2 separate regions of the Mus musculus genome follow, and region 1 is linked to region 2. A link is a contact called in ENCODE Hi-C or POLR2A ChIA-PET data. All regions are on one chromosome and are shown on one strand. Each heading gives the region's core, a stretch centred on a gene start or an enhancer-like site at or near the end of the contact. The rest is flanking DNA. Distances are from core to core; before and after follow the strand shown. Region 1 holds the start of Srcap (Snf2-related CREBBP activator protein). Region 2 holds the start of Fbrs (fibrosin).

Region 1 (3,443 bases), core at 308-2,807, 33 kb after region 2:
TTTTTTTTTTTTGCAGATAATCCTTTTACTGATAATTCATACTACATTTATTTTTACAAAAGCAAATATTTATTACCTCTGTAATTTTAGAATTTATTTTTATAAGTGTTTGCCTGAATGTATGTCTATGTATTAGAAGGTTTCAATTCCCTTAAGACTAAAGTTAGAAACTGTTAAAAGCTTCCATGTGGGTGCTGAGAATCAAACCCTGTGTTCTCTAGAAGAGCAGCCAGTGCTCTTAACCACTTAAAACATCTCTCCAGCTCTGCCTCTGTAAATTATTTAAACACACACACACACCTTTAAAGTACTAAAGTGAAAAAAAGCAACACATAGTTACTATAAGATTATATGCATATCCTTTTTTTTAGACAGGATAATCTTGAACTTTAGAATATTAGTGTGTGTGTGCTCTGTGTGGTTGTTTGTATTGACTTATGCAACAGCACAGGTTGGCCTCAACCAGTAAATTGGGATTGTGCATTTATGCTACCATACCTAGCTGTAAAGAATCTTTCTTCCAGTCTCTATTCAACTTCCATTTCCCCTCAATAGCTTCTCCTCTGTCCATCGCTGATTTATTTTTATCCTGTTTTCTTAATTATTAGTTATGTTTTGGGGCAGGGTCTTGTTATGTAACCAATGGCTCAAAATCTTCCTTGGAACCGTTGTAGATAATAAATGCATCCTTAAAATCGGAAGGGAGTATCAGATTCTCTAAGAGATTTTTTCCCCCCTAGACACAGGAATTTTTCTCTGTAGCTTTGGTTGTCCTAGAGCTAGCTTCATAGACCAGGATGGCTCTGAAGTCAGAGATTCGTCAGCCTCTATTGGGATTAAAAGCCATGAGCCACCACCACCCAGCCTTTTTTTCCTTAAGGATTTTTATTTGACTTGAATGGGAGTTTTACTTGCGTGTATGTCTGTGCACCGTGTTTGTGTATTGCTCTCTGAGGCCAGAAGAGGGTGTCGGATTCCTTGGAACTGGAATAACTGTTAGGAGCTTCTTTAGTGTGGAGATAGAATGTCCTCTCAAAGTGGAAGCAGCCAATATTCTTAATCACTGAGCTATGTTCTCAACCTCTCAAAATAGTTCTTAAATGTAAAAGACTGCAAACCTATGGTACTTGTATTTGAGAGTTCTTGGGAAAACCGGTGTTACAAAGTCAACCGCAGCTGGTAGTGGTGGTGCATACGTTCATTCCAGGCAGACGCAGGAGCAACTTTGTAAGTTTAAGGTTAGCTTGATCTACATAGCGAGTCCATGTCAGCCAAGGCTACATTGTTAGACCTCACCTTTCAAAAACAAAAAGTAACTGCTGTAGGAATCAGTAGGTCTAAGCTCTTCTACTCATTTGTTTCATTTCACTGGGTGATATGTAAGAACAAAAACTCCGAAATCCAAAGGGTGGTCCCAGTGGGCAGCTGCAATGCAGCACGAGTTTCAGACCTATTGAAGCGTGCTGGGCCAGCATGGAGCCTCGGAGCGAACTACAACTCCCACCTTGCTTTGCGCCGCACAGTCCTACGCTAGCACGCGAGCCTACCCGCCCCTTCAGCCTCCAGTTACTGTGTATCGCGAGAAGACGGGCCGCTCTGGCGGTAGCGATAACGAGCCTTGGTGGTGGTGGTAGTGGTGGTGCTAGTGGCGGTGGCGGCCGAGACGGCGGCGGCCATTTTGGTGAGGCCTCGGGAGCAGCGGAGGCGGCGGCGGGGTCGCTGGGAGTAGCGTCTCCTTTTTCTTCAACTCACCAAGCACCTCTTCGCGGCGTGACTGGAAGCGGTGGGAGCATCGGGGTGGCTCGTGTTACGGCCCTTAGGGGAATTTAAAGTGGTGAAGGCGGCGACCAAGAGGGGGCCCTCCCCCCTCCTCGGCGGGAGGGGGGGTGGTGAGCACGCCCCCGAGGACGCAGGTAAGGAGAGGGAGACAAGATGGCGGAGGCCCCACACTTTCCCCTCCCCTGACGGGTGCCTGCGCGCGCATCTGCGAGCGCCGCTTCCCACCTTCCCGGGGTGCTGCGCGCGCACCGCCCGGCGGGGCCCCGGGGCTGGCGAGCGAGGTTGCCTGCGCGCGCTCCCGGAGCCGGGGGTGGGGGGGAGGGCGTCGGGCCGAGCGGCACCTGGTGTCAGAGCGGCGCCTCGCCCCCCTCCTGCCCTTCTGCGCACGCGTGCGCGAACGAGCAGCCCTCGAGAGGACGGACCCAGGTGCGCTTCTGCCCGCCCACCAACCTGCCTCCCCTCGGGGGCGCGGACGAGGGAAAGGGGTGCACGGGACGAGTAGTCCGGGCGCGCGCCCACCATAAGCCATTTAGGAGCCCGAGACTTGGCGCACGAACCCTTCCTTCCCGAGCTCTTTGCGGTCTGTGGATGTGGGGGCGCCGACGGACGCGGACATCTGAGTCCTGTGACCCGGTCTATGGGATCGGGTTCTGGCGGGAATCCCCCCCTCCTCCCCTCCCCAATCTGGCCGTGCGCGCCGCCGGCTCACCCCGCCTCCGGGCCGCGCACGCGCCGGCGCCTCCCCCAGCCGGTCGAGCACGTTGGGTGGGGTGGGCGACCGCGAGGGGGCGGGGCCGCCGTCTGAGGAGTCAAAACTTGGCAGAGGTCAAGGGTCATGCTGGGTCAGTCCACTGCGGGGGGGGTGGGGGGGTATTGGGAGGTCATAAAGAAGGCTGGAGTCCATAGTTGGGGCCTCATGGTTTTGGATTACCTCCAATCCTTGGAATTTCTGAAGGGTGAATCAAGGCAGCACAACACCTAGATAAGGAATTAACTAGGCAAATGCTTCCGGATCTTGAATACTTTATTAACCCTGCTTGTTTCCGGCTGTTAGGGCTCCTTGGCGCCTTCCTCACTTAAGTCTGCTTATAAAGCTCTTTCTTGCCGGGCGGTTGGTGGCGCACGCCTTTAGTCCCAGCACTTGGGAGGCAGAGGCAGGCAGATTTCTGAGTTTGAGGACAGCCTGGTCTACAAAGTGAGTTCCAGGACAGCCAGGGCTACACAGAGAAACCCTGTCTCCAAAAACGAAAAGCGTTTTCTTTAAAGTTCTTTGGCCGTTCCACCTCGCTCTTTCTGTATTCAAATAGCCCTCCTTTACTTTATAACTATTTGCTTTTTGTTTTGGGGAACTCCGCCCTCATTTCTGTTAAGTCCTCATTGAAAAGACAAGGAAGCTGTCAGGCATCCAGGAGGCGTTGTTAACTTCTAGATGAGAAGTTTCTGTCCTTCAGTTGTCTGTCAGAGCTTTAAGTACTTTTAGCTTTTAAAACGTTTTGTTGTCTTCTTCTCTGCTCTTACCCAGCCAGAATGTACAACCCTGTGAGATTCTCCGTACAAAACACTTTGTGCTTTGTTGCCACAACATGTATATACACCACATCCATGCTTGGTGTCCAGACAGGCCAGAAGAATAATCTGGGCCACTGGAGCTGGAGCTATTGTGA
Region 2 (3,711 bases), core at 299-2,798:
GCACCCTCACATACATCATGCCCACACACTAATGATACATTAAACAATCAGATCAGAGTGGTACAACCTAAGTGCTGCAGTTGGTGGCACAGTGGCCAGGACCTTCACTCTGGAGCTAGAATCCTGGCAGTTTGTATACAGATACCTTTGGTAAAATGGATCGGAGAGCAAATATTTACCTCGGAACTCATTACCAAGTGAATTAATGTGAGAGAGTACTTCGCACTGGAGTGCAAAGTGTTTATTATTGTTGAGCACAGGAAGGGACGGCCACTGGGAGCTTGGTCTCCGCCCCACCTCTGACTCTCGCGGATCGTGCTTGGGTTTTCTGAGACGCCACGGTAGACAGATCCGCCCAAAGACGGGCAGAAGGCATTAGCGCCATGCGCTTGCGCGAAATACCAACAGGCAAAAAGGCAGCCACTACACACCAGAAAAGCGCACCTAGGACAGCCTAACGCCTACCAGTGGCCTGCTGCCTACCACTCCAGGCACCACCTCCCAGTGCCTCGCACTGTCTCTCAGTAGATGGCCAATAAACAGAGAGCAGGAAGAGGCGGGTGGCCTAAGGAACTGCTCCAAACACCTACTTCGGACCAGTCCAGTCACAAGACCTGGGGAGGGCGGGGCTAACCTGACAACCCAATCCCACATTTGAAGGCTGTTACGTCCGGCACTCCGGCGACTTTGACTCCGCCCTTTGCATTGACGTTTACTTGCCAACCTATAAACGACTGAGCCTCGGAGGGAGGGGGAAGGAGGCGGAGAGAGGAAGGAGGCGTTGGCTGAGGAGGAAGAGGGAGGAGGGGCAGGGAAGTTCTGGTGGAGAAGAGCCGTAGACGCCGAAGAAGACAACAGGAGGATACGGCGGAGTTCCTCACTGTCCAGTGGCCTTTCCGGATCCTTCTAGCTACAAGCCGGTTAGGAACGGAGGAAAGGAGGAAGAGTCTTTTATGTCGGAGGACAGAGAGAGAAGCTCTATCCGTCACCGTTGCCTCACATCCGGGACTTTGGACGGCAGGCTCCGCCCCCTTGCACCTTTCAAGGCTACGGGAGGCGGAGACCTCGTTAAATCTCCTTAAAGGGGTGGGTACCGAACTCGGCCGACTCCAACGCCAGTCTTAAAGGGGACAGCAGAAGCTGACAAACAACTCCTGCTGGAAGAATTGGGGCAAGTGGAGTTTTCCTACCTCCTGCCCCACGCAAGAAGTTCATTAAATTCATCTTAAAGGGGAAGTGACAGCCTGTGAAGGGCTAGAAACTTAGCTACGCTCTCTAAAAAGGGACGACTCGCTGTTTGAAGGCCTCTGGACTCTTTAAAGGGGTGGCCTCTTTCAGCCGGAGGACTTGAGACACTTTTAAAGGGGAAGTCGTGCTTTCCGCCCCTTTTAAAGGGGTGGTCCTTCCTCTTCCTCTGGGAGACTTGCCTCGACCCCTGGCACGGGGCCGCCACCGCACTAGACCAGCCGGACACGGTGGAGTCGTCTTAAAGGGGCCGGGGGCTGGACAATTTGAGGCCTCGCCTTAAAGGGACGGCCGCCCAGTTTTAGTCGTCGCGGCCCCGCCAGCCCTACAGGGGGGGCCTTCAGGCTTGTCGCCCCGGGGGCGGCGCCGGCTCTCTGGGCCTTGGCCTTGGGGCAAGCCAGAGGCCAGCGGATCCTGTTTTAAAGAGGAAGCCGGAGCTCTCCCGTCCCTGTGCAAGCGCCAGCGCCGCGCTCGCGACCCGGGGCCTGTGGACAGGCCGCTTCGGGCCCCGCCGCCTCCGGATGCGGCGCTGAGGGCCGTCACCATGGAGACGGCCGCGGCCCCAGGCCCGGGCTGGGCAGCTGAAGGGGAGCGGCGACGGAGACGCTGCTCGCGGCGAGACCGTGATCGGGAGCAGCGGCGCCGCCGAGGTCCAGGCGGTGACGCGCCCCGGGCCTTGTTGGCCGCCCCGCGAGGCTCTTCATCCTCCTCGTCACCGCCGCCGCCCGCCCGTCCCTGGTCGTCAGCTTCATCTGGAGAGCGGCCTGGGGGCCTACGACGGCGGCGGCCCCGACCCAGGCCTCGACCCCCGAGACCGCGAGCTCGGAAGCGGCCTGCCGGTTCGGGCAGCCGCGGAGAGGAAGAGGACGAGGAGGAAGAGGGGGGCGCAGACGACGGAGAAGCCGAGGAGGAGCCTGAGGAGGAGGAAGAGGAGGAAGACCTGATCGATGGTTTTGCCATCGCTAGCTTTGCCAGCCTTGAGGCCTTGCAGGTGTGCCCTAATGGGATTTGGGGGTCTTTGGGAGGTGGGTCAGAAGGGCAGAGAGAAGGGTATAGCCCTTACAGAGGATGGGGTTGAGGGGGCAGTGGTGACACCCCAAACCAGAGCAACCGGCTCCTCTTGCCGGGTTTCTGCCCCACCCTGGGGTGGGAGGAGGTAGAGCTAGTGTCTGGGGACTACCTAGGTTCCCCTGCTTGAGAGGCACTTGAGTAACTTGGTCACCCTTAGAGAGTTAAGGAGCTTTTCTTTCTCCAACCACATTTCCACCACCTCTTCTACAGAAGGATGCATCTCTTCAGCCCCCAGAACGACTGGAACATCGGCTGAAGCATTCTGGGAAACGGAAGAGGGGGGGCTCCAGTGGGGCCACTGGGGAACCAGGGGACAGCTCAGACCGTGAGCCTGGCCGACCCTCTGGGGATAGGCCCCGTAAATGGCCCAATAAGCGAAGAAGGAAAGAGGTGAGCATGTCCCAGATTCCAGTCCTTCCAATTTGTTCAGTCGGAATATATCATTCCTGTAGACTGACTTCCCACGAGCATCACAACTGCCGATCCCAGCAGTAATCCTAGTGTCTAGGAGCACAGGGGAAGGCAGAACAAATTGGACAGCAGCCCCATCTCCAATCCAGGTCTGAAGGACCTAACTAGAGTCAAACTCACTTGCTTTTGCTTGTGCTATGTATACTACTAACAAGCTGATAATTCAAGAGATACATCAAAGACAGCTGAATTATAAATAAGAGATGTCCTGTCCTTTCCTCTAGCTGGTGGCAGCCTAAGGGGAAAGAAACAGCCAAAAAGCAAGCACCTAGACTAGCTTGAGCAGCTGTGTAAGGCAGTGATCTGGGAGAGATCTAGGCAAAGTGCTACAGAAACCCACATGAGGAAGCCACTCATTCTGTCTGGGGGATGGGCAGAGGGTTGCGGTTAGGGAAAGCCCCCTAGAACGTCTTGGGCCCCAGTGTAGTCAGAAGTTTGCTGAGGAAAGAAGTGAGGAAAAGTTGTTTTGAATACAGTTTTAAGATTTGAGAACCTAGAGTATTAGGAAAATAGTAAGCTGGTTGGTAGCGGAGGTGGAAGTAAACAGAGAAACAAGAGCATGATGGAGAGTAGCTTTTAAGTCCTCTTGAAGGTCTTGCTGGGAGTAGTGGCTTTGTACAGTTGCTTGGTCAGTCAGCCTCCCTTACTTCTGGACTCTGGTCTTTCTCAGGCCTTCTCCCGTCACTCTCTGGAAGCTGGATATATAGTAAGTGTCACCTACCTGTAATGGCCCATCCCTTCCCTGTTGGGTCCCTCTCCTATCCCCTGATGTCTTTCTCTTTATCTTCTCAGTGTGACGCAGAAAGTGATCTGGATGAGAGGGTGAGTGGGGCCAGGAGCTGTTGGGTGGGCACTATTGTGGGGGTTTAAGCAAGCAGCCTGCAGTTTGAACAACTCCCACAAACAATAGACATCCTTCCTAAA

What was found. Hi-C counts contacts between places; a loop is a spot of excess contacts on that map. ChIA-PET counts read pairs that join two places held with the same protein, here RNA polymerase II (POLR2A).
Region 1: a loop to region 2 is called in a map of heart, with 14 times the contacts of the local background. The contact joins the promoter of Srcap here to the promoter of Fbrs in region 2. A Hi-C loop is called at or near these places in 8 of 37 maps with a recorded cell type or tissue (gastrocnemius, heart and left cerebral cortex). POLR2A ChIA-PET finds 5 or more read pairs at or near these places in 4 of 5 experiments (Patski and embryonic stem cell).

What each region holds. Positions count from the first base shown.
Region 1 is chr7:127,510,426-127,513,868 of GRCm38, forward strand. Srcap (Snf2-related CREBBP activator protein) reads left to right here and starts at 1,558. Exons shown (of 34, transcript NM_001304266.1): 1 at 1,558-1,913. It overlaps 1700008J07Rik (RIKEN cDNA 1700008J07 gene), which reads right to left and starts at 2,444. Exons shown (of 1, transcript NR_024331.1): 1 at 13-2,444.
Region 2 is chr7:127,477,410-127,481,120 of GRCm38, forward strand. It overlaps Fbrs (fibrosin), which reads left to right and starts at 1,549. Exons shown (of 18, transcript NM_010183.2): 1 at 1,549-2,236; 2 at 2,527-2,706; 3 at 3,458-3,493; 4 at 3,580-3,609. The coding sequence starts at 1,790.